Linked DNA regions of Homo sapiens: all the other regions are linked to region 2. Evidence: chromatin loops called from intact Hi-C (ENCODE). Cell type or tissue: A673. All regions are shown on one strand.

Region 1 (2,500 bases), 470 kb before region 2:
ATCTTGGTAATGAGAATATCCTCCAGTGCTGACCTATTATAGAGTTTACATATGAAATTTTCACTGCAATTCACAATCTACTCTTTCACACAGAAGTGTACAGAGGTCAGGACACATCCTCAGGGTCACACATTGAGAATGATGAAGATATGTCCCACGAGTTTTTCCTAAGGTCTCAGAAAGAATTCCAGGACTCAAAAGGTCTCAGAGGGCAGCTCCCAGTGCCTTAGTTAAAATGGTGGCTCAGGCCTGTAATCCCAGCATTTTGGGAGGCTAAGGCAAGTGGATCACCTGAGGTCGGGACATTGAGACTAGCTTGGCCAACATGGTGAAACCTTATCTCTACTAAAAATATAAAAATTAGACGGGGGTGGTTGTGCGTGCCTGTACTCCCAGCTACTCGGGAGGCTGAGGCAGGAGAATCACTTGAACCCAGGAGGCGGAGGTTGCGGTGAGCCGAGATCGGGACACTGCACTCTAGCCTGGGCAAAGGAGCAAAAGTTCATCTAAAAAATTTATTTTAATTTAAAAATTTTAAAAAAATGGCCCACTCCCTAGAACAGAGAGATTCCCTCTAAACATGATGGAGGTCCCGAACTATACATTAAGTGAATCCTGGTGTGTCTGAACTCACATGATTATTACGTTAAGCTGCTGTTCCAATCTACTTCCTCACCTGGGAAAAGAGGAGCCAGGGCATGGCTAGTTGAGGCCCCAGGAAGAGAACTGAGTTCTCAAAGGGCAAAGCAAGCATCCTCATCCCAGGGCGAGCCTAAAAGACTGGGGCCTCCCTCATCCCTTTTCACCTCTTTATACAAAGGCACCACCTACATGCAAATCCTCACTTAGGCACCCACAGGAAACCACCACACATTTCCTTAAATTCAGGGTCCAGCTCACATGGGAAATACTTTCTGAGAGTCATGGACCTCCTGCACAAGAACATGAAACACCTGTGGTTCTTCCTCCTCCTGGTGGCAGCTCCCAGATGTGAGTGTCTCAAGGCTGCAGACATGGGGGTATGGGAGGTGCCTCTGATCCCAGGGCTCACTGTGGGTCTCTCTGTTCACAGGGGTCCTGTCTCAGGTGCAGCTGCAGGAGTCGGGCCCAGGACTGGTGAAGCCTTCGGGGACCCTGTCCCTCACCTGCGCTGTCTCTGGTGGCTCCATCAGCAGTAGTAACTGGTGGAGTTGGGTCCGCCAGCCCCCAGGGAAGGGGCTGGAGTGGATTGGGGAAATCTATCATAGTGGGAGCACCAACTACAACCCGTCCCTCAAGAGTCGAGTCACCATATCAGTAGACAAGTCCAAGAACCAGTTCTCCCTGAAGCTGAGCTCTGTGACCGCCGCGGACACGGCCGTGTATTACTGTGCGAGAGACACAGTGAGGGGAGGTGAGTGTGAGCCCAGACACAAACCTCCCTGCAGGGAGGCGGAGGGGACCGGCGCAGGTGCTGCTCAGAGCCAGCAGGGGGCGCGCGGGGCCCACAGAGCAAGAGGCCGGGTCTGGAGCAGGTGCAGGGAGGGCGGGGCTTCCTCATCAGCTCAGTGCTCTCCCTCCTCGCCAGGACCTCAGCTGTCCCCAGGCCTCCTCTTTCTTTATTATCTGTGGTTCTGCTTCCTCACATCCTCGCTGCAGGCAAGAAAGAAGGGAGAAATTTCTCTGTTTACCATTAAGGTTTTAACAGTCACTGGCACCTTTTTTTCAACAAATTCCCACAAGGCCCATTTTACCTTCTTGAAAAAATATTTCAAGGCTTCCCACCATCTCTTGATTGGCGTCATCGGCTGCATCGTGTCCTGCTCTTAAATTCATGTGATGAAACCCCAATCCCAGTGGCTCTGTATTTGGAGAGAGGGATTTTAAGAAGGCAAATAAGTTAACTGTGGTCATAAATGTGGGACCCTAATCCAGTAGGACTCTTGTCCTTATGGGAAGTGGAAGACATCAGAGGCCTCTCTCTCCACATGCACACAGAGGAGAGGCCATGTGGGGACGCGCTGCATGAGAAGGTGGCCCTTTGCAAGCCTGGAAGAGGGCTCTCAAAAAACTAACCCTTTCTGCACCCAGATCTTGGACGTCAAGACTCCAGAACAATAAGAAAATTAATATTTGTTATTTGAAACTACCTAGTCTGTGGTATCTTCTGATGGAAAGCCAAGCAGATTCACAGATACAATTGTGTTAGCTCCGTCTCCTGGAGGGAGAAGCAGCCCACCGAGGCTGACACATCTCTCAGATTATTTTTATAAAGAAAAATAGATCCAAGATGAAAACCCCACCACATTTCTGCTGAGTCATTCACTTAGCAGGCTTCTCTGAGATCAGCCCTGGGGGGCTGTGTTCTAGGTCATGTCTCTCACTTTCCACTATGAGAATCCATGTAGATCATGAGAACCAGCCAGATGGAGTCCTGATCCCGGCCCACCTTCTGCTGCTCCCCAAGTATCCCAAAGAAAACCACTCCAGCGTCACCCCTGTGTCTTCTACTCTCTAAAAT
Region 2 (2,500 bases):
CTCTCTCAAGGAGAAACACAGTTCAACTGAAAGACTCATGCTCTGATTGTGGTGGGGTGGGGATCCTTGGGAAGGATTTCTCCCAGGAGTGACTCTCATTAACTCCTCCACAGAAAACACTCAGCTTCCACAGCTTCTCTCTTTTCTCTCTTTTCTGTCCGTCCCCCAGTGGCTGCCCTGACACGTCTCCTACTTCAATGGTAGGGGCGGTTTATTTATTTATTTTTTGAAGGCCACTGGGAAGCGCCTGACCTAACCTATTAGGGTGGTCAGGACGTCTCCCCCACCTCCCCGCTTTTTTCCCCAAGACAGGACAATCGGGGTCTGGCTTGAGAACGACCTTTCTTTCTTCATTCCTCGGCCTGCCCGTGGGGAGATGAGGGAGCCCTGTGTCCATTTTAGGATGTGAGTAGAAGTTAGTTTCGTTTTATTATTCCTGGCCATACTCGGGGTCCAGGAAGAATTTGTACCATTTAATGGGTTGGGAGTCTTGGCCAAGGCAGAATCACACCCTTGGAATAGAAATTTCCACCTCCTCAACCTTTCTCTCAGACAGCTTATCCTTTTTTAACCAACTTTTTGGCCAGGGAGGAATGTCCCTTTGTTCTTCTTCCCCCTGAGAAGCCATTCCTTTGTCTGCCAAACTCCCTGGGGTCCTGCCTGTTTCCTCCCATGGAGGGGTTTTGTGGGGGTGGTTCCTGTCTGGGGGGCCCCTCCAGCCAGTACTCCAGGTCTCCCTGTCTCTCCCCTGCTGCCATTTTGATAGTATAATCTATTTTTAAATGGGGCTTTTCAATAGAGGAGAGGGAGTCATCTCTTCCTATATTTGGTGGGGTGGATGTGAAGGAAGGGATGTGGGGGGCAATCTTCCTGCCGCCTCCCCCTCAGGGGTTTATTTTTGATAACAAATGTGTATTTTCAGTTCCCTCCCTCCCAGCCCCCCAATTTCCTGCAGGTAGGTACAAAGGACACTTTCAATGTCCCTGGAGTTGGGAGGGAGGAATGGGGGACATAAAGCCTGTCCTGTCTCTATTCTAGGCAGGAAGAGTGGGTTCAAAAGACTCCTGGGCTTCCCTGTCAGCCCTGGCCCAGCCCAGGCCTTGGGACCTGGGGGTTGGTGATTTGGGGGACGGTGCCGACTTTAACCACATAAGATCCCTTTTCCACAATCCTTTTACAACTTTTTTTTTTTTTTTTTTTTTTTGAGACAAAGTCTTGCTCTGTTGCCAAGGCTGGAGTGGAGTGCAGTGGTGCAATCTTGGCTCACTCCACCTCCCAGGTTAAAGCGATTTTCGTGCCTCAGCCTCCCAAGTAGCTGGAATTACAAGCATGCACCACCATGCCTAGCTAGTTTTTGTATTTTTTGTAGAGATGGAGTTACACCATGTTGGCCAGGCTGGTCTCTAGCTCCTGGCCTCATGTGATCCGCCTGCCTCAGCCTCCCAAAGTGCTGGGATTACAGGCATGAGCTACCACGCCCAGCCTAACATTTCATAATTTTTAAAAACACGCTTCCTCATAGTACAGCTTCTCATGTTAATAACAGACCCAAATATGTTTAGCTTTTCAATACCATATAAAAACAAGATGCCAGGCCAGGCACAGTGGCTCATACCTATAATCCCAGCACTTTGGGAGGCCAAGGCAGAAGGCTCACTTGAGCCCAGAAGTTTGAGACCAGCCTGGGCAACATAGCAAGATCCTGTCTCTACAAACAAATTAAAAGTTAGCTAGGTGTTGTGGCCCATGCCTGTAGTCTTAGCTACTGGGAGGCTAAGGCTAGAGGATCGTTTGAACCCAAGAGGTTGAGGTTGCAGTGAGCTATGATCACACCACTGCACCCAGCATGGGTGACAAGTGAGACCTTGTCTCTAAAAGGTAAAATTTAAAATTTGTTTAACAAAAGAATAGAAACTGAATGTATAACTTCTAAATCAGAAGAAGAAAGATTAAGTGAGGAAAATAACTCCTAAAGAAATAAGAAAACGATTTAAAAGATACTCAGAAAAAGCAAGACAAATAGAAACACAAAATAAGGAGGTAGAAATAAATAACGAGTAATGAAAATAAAAAGACATGGACTACATTCTCCAGTTAAAAGATGGATGCTCTTAATCCAGCTATGTGGTTTTTCAAGAGACACACACAAAACAAAATGACACAGAAGAGTTAGGAGGGAAAATCATGGGAAAAGATAAACCAGGCACACAGTAGCTCACAAAACTCACAAGTTTGTGGCATTTTACTGTCAGGCAAAATTGATGTTTTGGGAAAAAGCATTACTAGAGATGTTTTAAAGGGCATGAAATACTGATTATTGTAATAACATGTAGCACACGAAGCACTTACAATGGCCTGGGGGCTGCTCTCAACCCCTTAGTTAAATTAACTCCCCATTTTACAGGTGAAGGAAGCCAAGCACAGAACAGTCAGGAAGTATTTTCTGAATTTTCATGTAAGCTGTCTTTTCAATCATCTGCCTTATGATTTGTGCTTCCGA
Region 3 (2,500 bases), 400 kb before region 2:
AGGCGTCAGGTTCCTGTGCGCACTGAGTTCCCCCCTTACATGCTTTGGACAGAAGTGTGAGACACACAAGATTGCTGCAGGAAGTCCACCTGTGGGGATGCTGCGACTTCTCCAGCAAGAACACGAGTCTGCTCATTGACCATCACCACACATAACAAATTAAGTGTCCCTTTTTTGATAACACGTCATTGTTTCACAGAGTATTCTTTTAAAGTGTATAAGTTGACTGCAGTTATTATTTTTTACTTCTGTTACTAATTTACTCATAATTAGGCACAATTTACACTTAAGAAATTTCTTAATAGTTTTTTCCTCCTTAAGGTGAACTACAGTCAGATAACATACTTATCAATTGTCTCTAGCTCTTGTCAGAAAAACATATAGATGTGTGTGTGCGTGTGTCTTGGCCTTTCCAATGATGAATTAAGATGTGCATTGAGAAGGCATTCACTTTATTTGACGTTAAGGAAGTACCAAGAAGACGCTCTCCACAGACCCTGGGAAAGCCAGCAGCTGCACCCCGAGGCTGTGCCAGGCAGGGAACAAGGAGGCAGCACCACCTGCTGGGCAGGGAAAATGTCCTCCCAGTCCCTGCCGCTTCTCTGCAGAGGCACAAAGAGCTGCCCCTTCTCCTGGGCCTTCTCCTGGGCTGATGAGATTGCTCCCCGATATGCCAAATCAGGGTTGTGCATCTGAGGCTCTGTCTAGACTCTCAGCTCCTTCCTACTCCTGCAAAGTGAAGAAAACAATGCCAAGGGGTCCTGGAGGCGTCTCTACCCCTGGAGAGTTTTGACTCTCTTCAATAGTCTCCACTACCCTGCCCTCACTCCATGTCCTCCGTTTCTCCCTAAAGCGGTGCCCAGTCTGATTGCACTGTGGCAGGGATAACGAGGGGCCAGGACATCAGGGGAGAGAAGTTTCTACCTGAGTCACAGCAGCGGCTGCCCTGCAGACTCCTGAAGACACAAGACACATTTCCATCCCAGAGACCCAGCGAAATGCAACCTCAAACTAGAGACAGCCAGTTATTTTTTCTTGTTCTGTCCTGGAGAGGCCACTGAGAAAGTCGAGCCCCTTGTTGAGGAAAACATGAGATCTCTGTGTGTCGTCCTCTGCCTGATGGCTGTACCTCCATGTGAGTGTCTCAGAGATTTCAGAACGGGGGCTGTGGGCTGTGGTGTCCGCTTGTGACTCATCTCTTTGCTTCTTGTCCCTGAGTGTCCTGCATCAGATGCAGCTACTGGAGTCATGCCCAGGGCTGGTGAGGTCCTCACAGACCTCTGGGCCTGGACCCAGCAGCCCTCTGGGAAGGCGCTGGGGCACCTCAGCTCCAGGGGCAGCACACACTTCAGCCCAGCCTTTCTGGGCCAACTCTCCATCTGTAGAGACACATCCAAGGCCCAGTTATCCCTGCAGCTGAGCTCCGTGATGGCCAAGGGCAGGGCCGCACATTCCCGTGGGAGACAGAATGGGGACCTCAGCGTGAGCCCAGACACAAACCTCCCTGCAGGGAAGCACAAGACCACCAGGCGGCGCTCCAGACCACACAGCGGCCCCAGAAGCAGGTTTTAGGGGGCGGGGCAGACGTGTCCGCGTTGAGTCAGGTCATTGGTTTTACTTTCCCTGAGCAAACGGCCTCTGCCAAGGACTCACTGCACCTCTCACCTTCACAGTTGTTTTTTTTTTTTTTTTTTAATCACCCTGTAGAGTTTTGCTAGCTAATTTAGATATTGAGGAGTGCTTCATACTTCCTTGGGCCTCTGCTTGCAGAAACATAGCAATTGTAAGGAGGCACGTGGGAAAGCCCCGGCTCGGTGACCCGGGGGATGCTGCTGTGGCCCTGGCAAGAGGGCGTCGGGCCGCAGTAACAAAGGTGCAGACGGCTCTCAGCCTGCGCCCGCGGAGTACAACACATAAGGGCTGTAACCTAACGAAAAAAGAATCGCAGTGCAACTGTCCTGCATTTGAGTTTGTGATCAGTTTTGCCCTTTGTCTTTAACAGGTTCTAACATAAAATTTTGAATGTTGGTTCAAGCCCTGTGGGTAAAATGCACTTACCCACATTCCTTAAACAAATAGAACACTGAGGTGGAAATGTTTTGAAAAAGTAGTTTTCAGACATTTGGAAACAAGCATCACAGGATCATAACCCCTGAGAAAAGAAAAACAAATGAACGAATCCTGCTATTGCCTGAAAGCAGCTGCCAGGACACACGGAAAGGCTTAGTGAGCTGAGCGGACAGAGAGCAGAGTTCAAGGCAGCAGCAGCCCGAGGGGAGGAGCACCGGGGAGCAGGCTGCTGTGCAGCCAGGATGGGCCGGGGTGGGGCGGGGGGAGAACAGCTGGAGACTTGCCGCAGGGAGGGGGATCCCTCAGGTTTGGGGCTGAGAACTGACTTATGCCTGACTTATGCCTGCATGAAAAGAAACTACTCGATATCAGGGGGAAATCACCAGAAACCTGTGGACCCAAAACTACACAGAGCCTACACAAGGAAAGC

What was found. Peaks named below come from ENCODE experiments on the same cell type or tissue, not always from the same donor. Only the 100,000 strongest peaks of a DNase experiment are listed, where the experiment ranks them.
Region 1: it touches region 2 in a loop (4-fold over the local background); 4 of 110 quality-filtered maps call a loop at or near these places.
Region 3: it touches region 2 in a loop (4-fold over the local background); 11 of 110 quality-filtered maps call a loop at or near these places.

What each region holds. Positions count from the first base shown.
Region 1 is chr14:106,010,801-106,013,300 of GRCh38, reverse strand. It overlaps IGH and IGHV4-4. Among named protein-coding and RNA genes, the nearest start is that of FAM30A, 94 kb to the right of the region's middle. In A673, CTCF peaks have their summits at 1,266 and 1,467 (motif pointing right); a DNase peak (open chromatin) is centred at 1,490.
Region 2 is chr14:105,544,059-105,546,558 of GRCh38, reverse strand. It overlaps the pseudogene ELK2BP. Among named protein-coding and RNA genes, the nearest start is that of TMEM121, 19 kb to the right of the region's middle. In A673, no CTCF peak of the experiment used is centred here; no DNase peak of the experiment used is centred here.
Region 3 is chr14:105,944,172-105,946,671 of GRCh38, reverse strand. It overlaps IGH and the pseudogene IGHVII-1-1. Among named protein-coding and RNA genes, the nearest start is that of FAM30A, 27 kb to the right of the region's middle. In A673, CTCF peaks have their summits at 606 (motif pointing left), 1,311 and 1,524 (motif pointing right); a DNase peak (open chromatin) is centred at 1,551; H3K27me3 peaks cover 378 bases.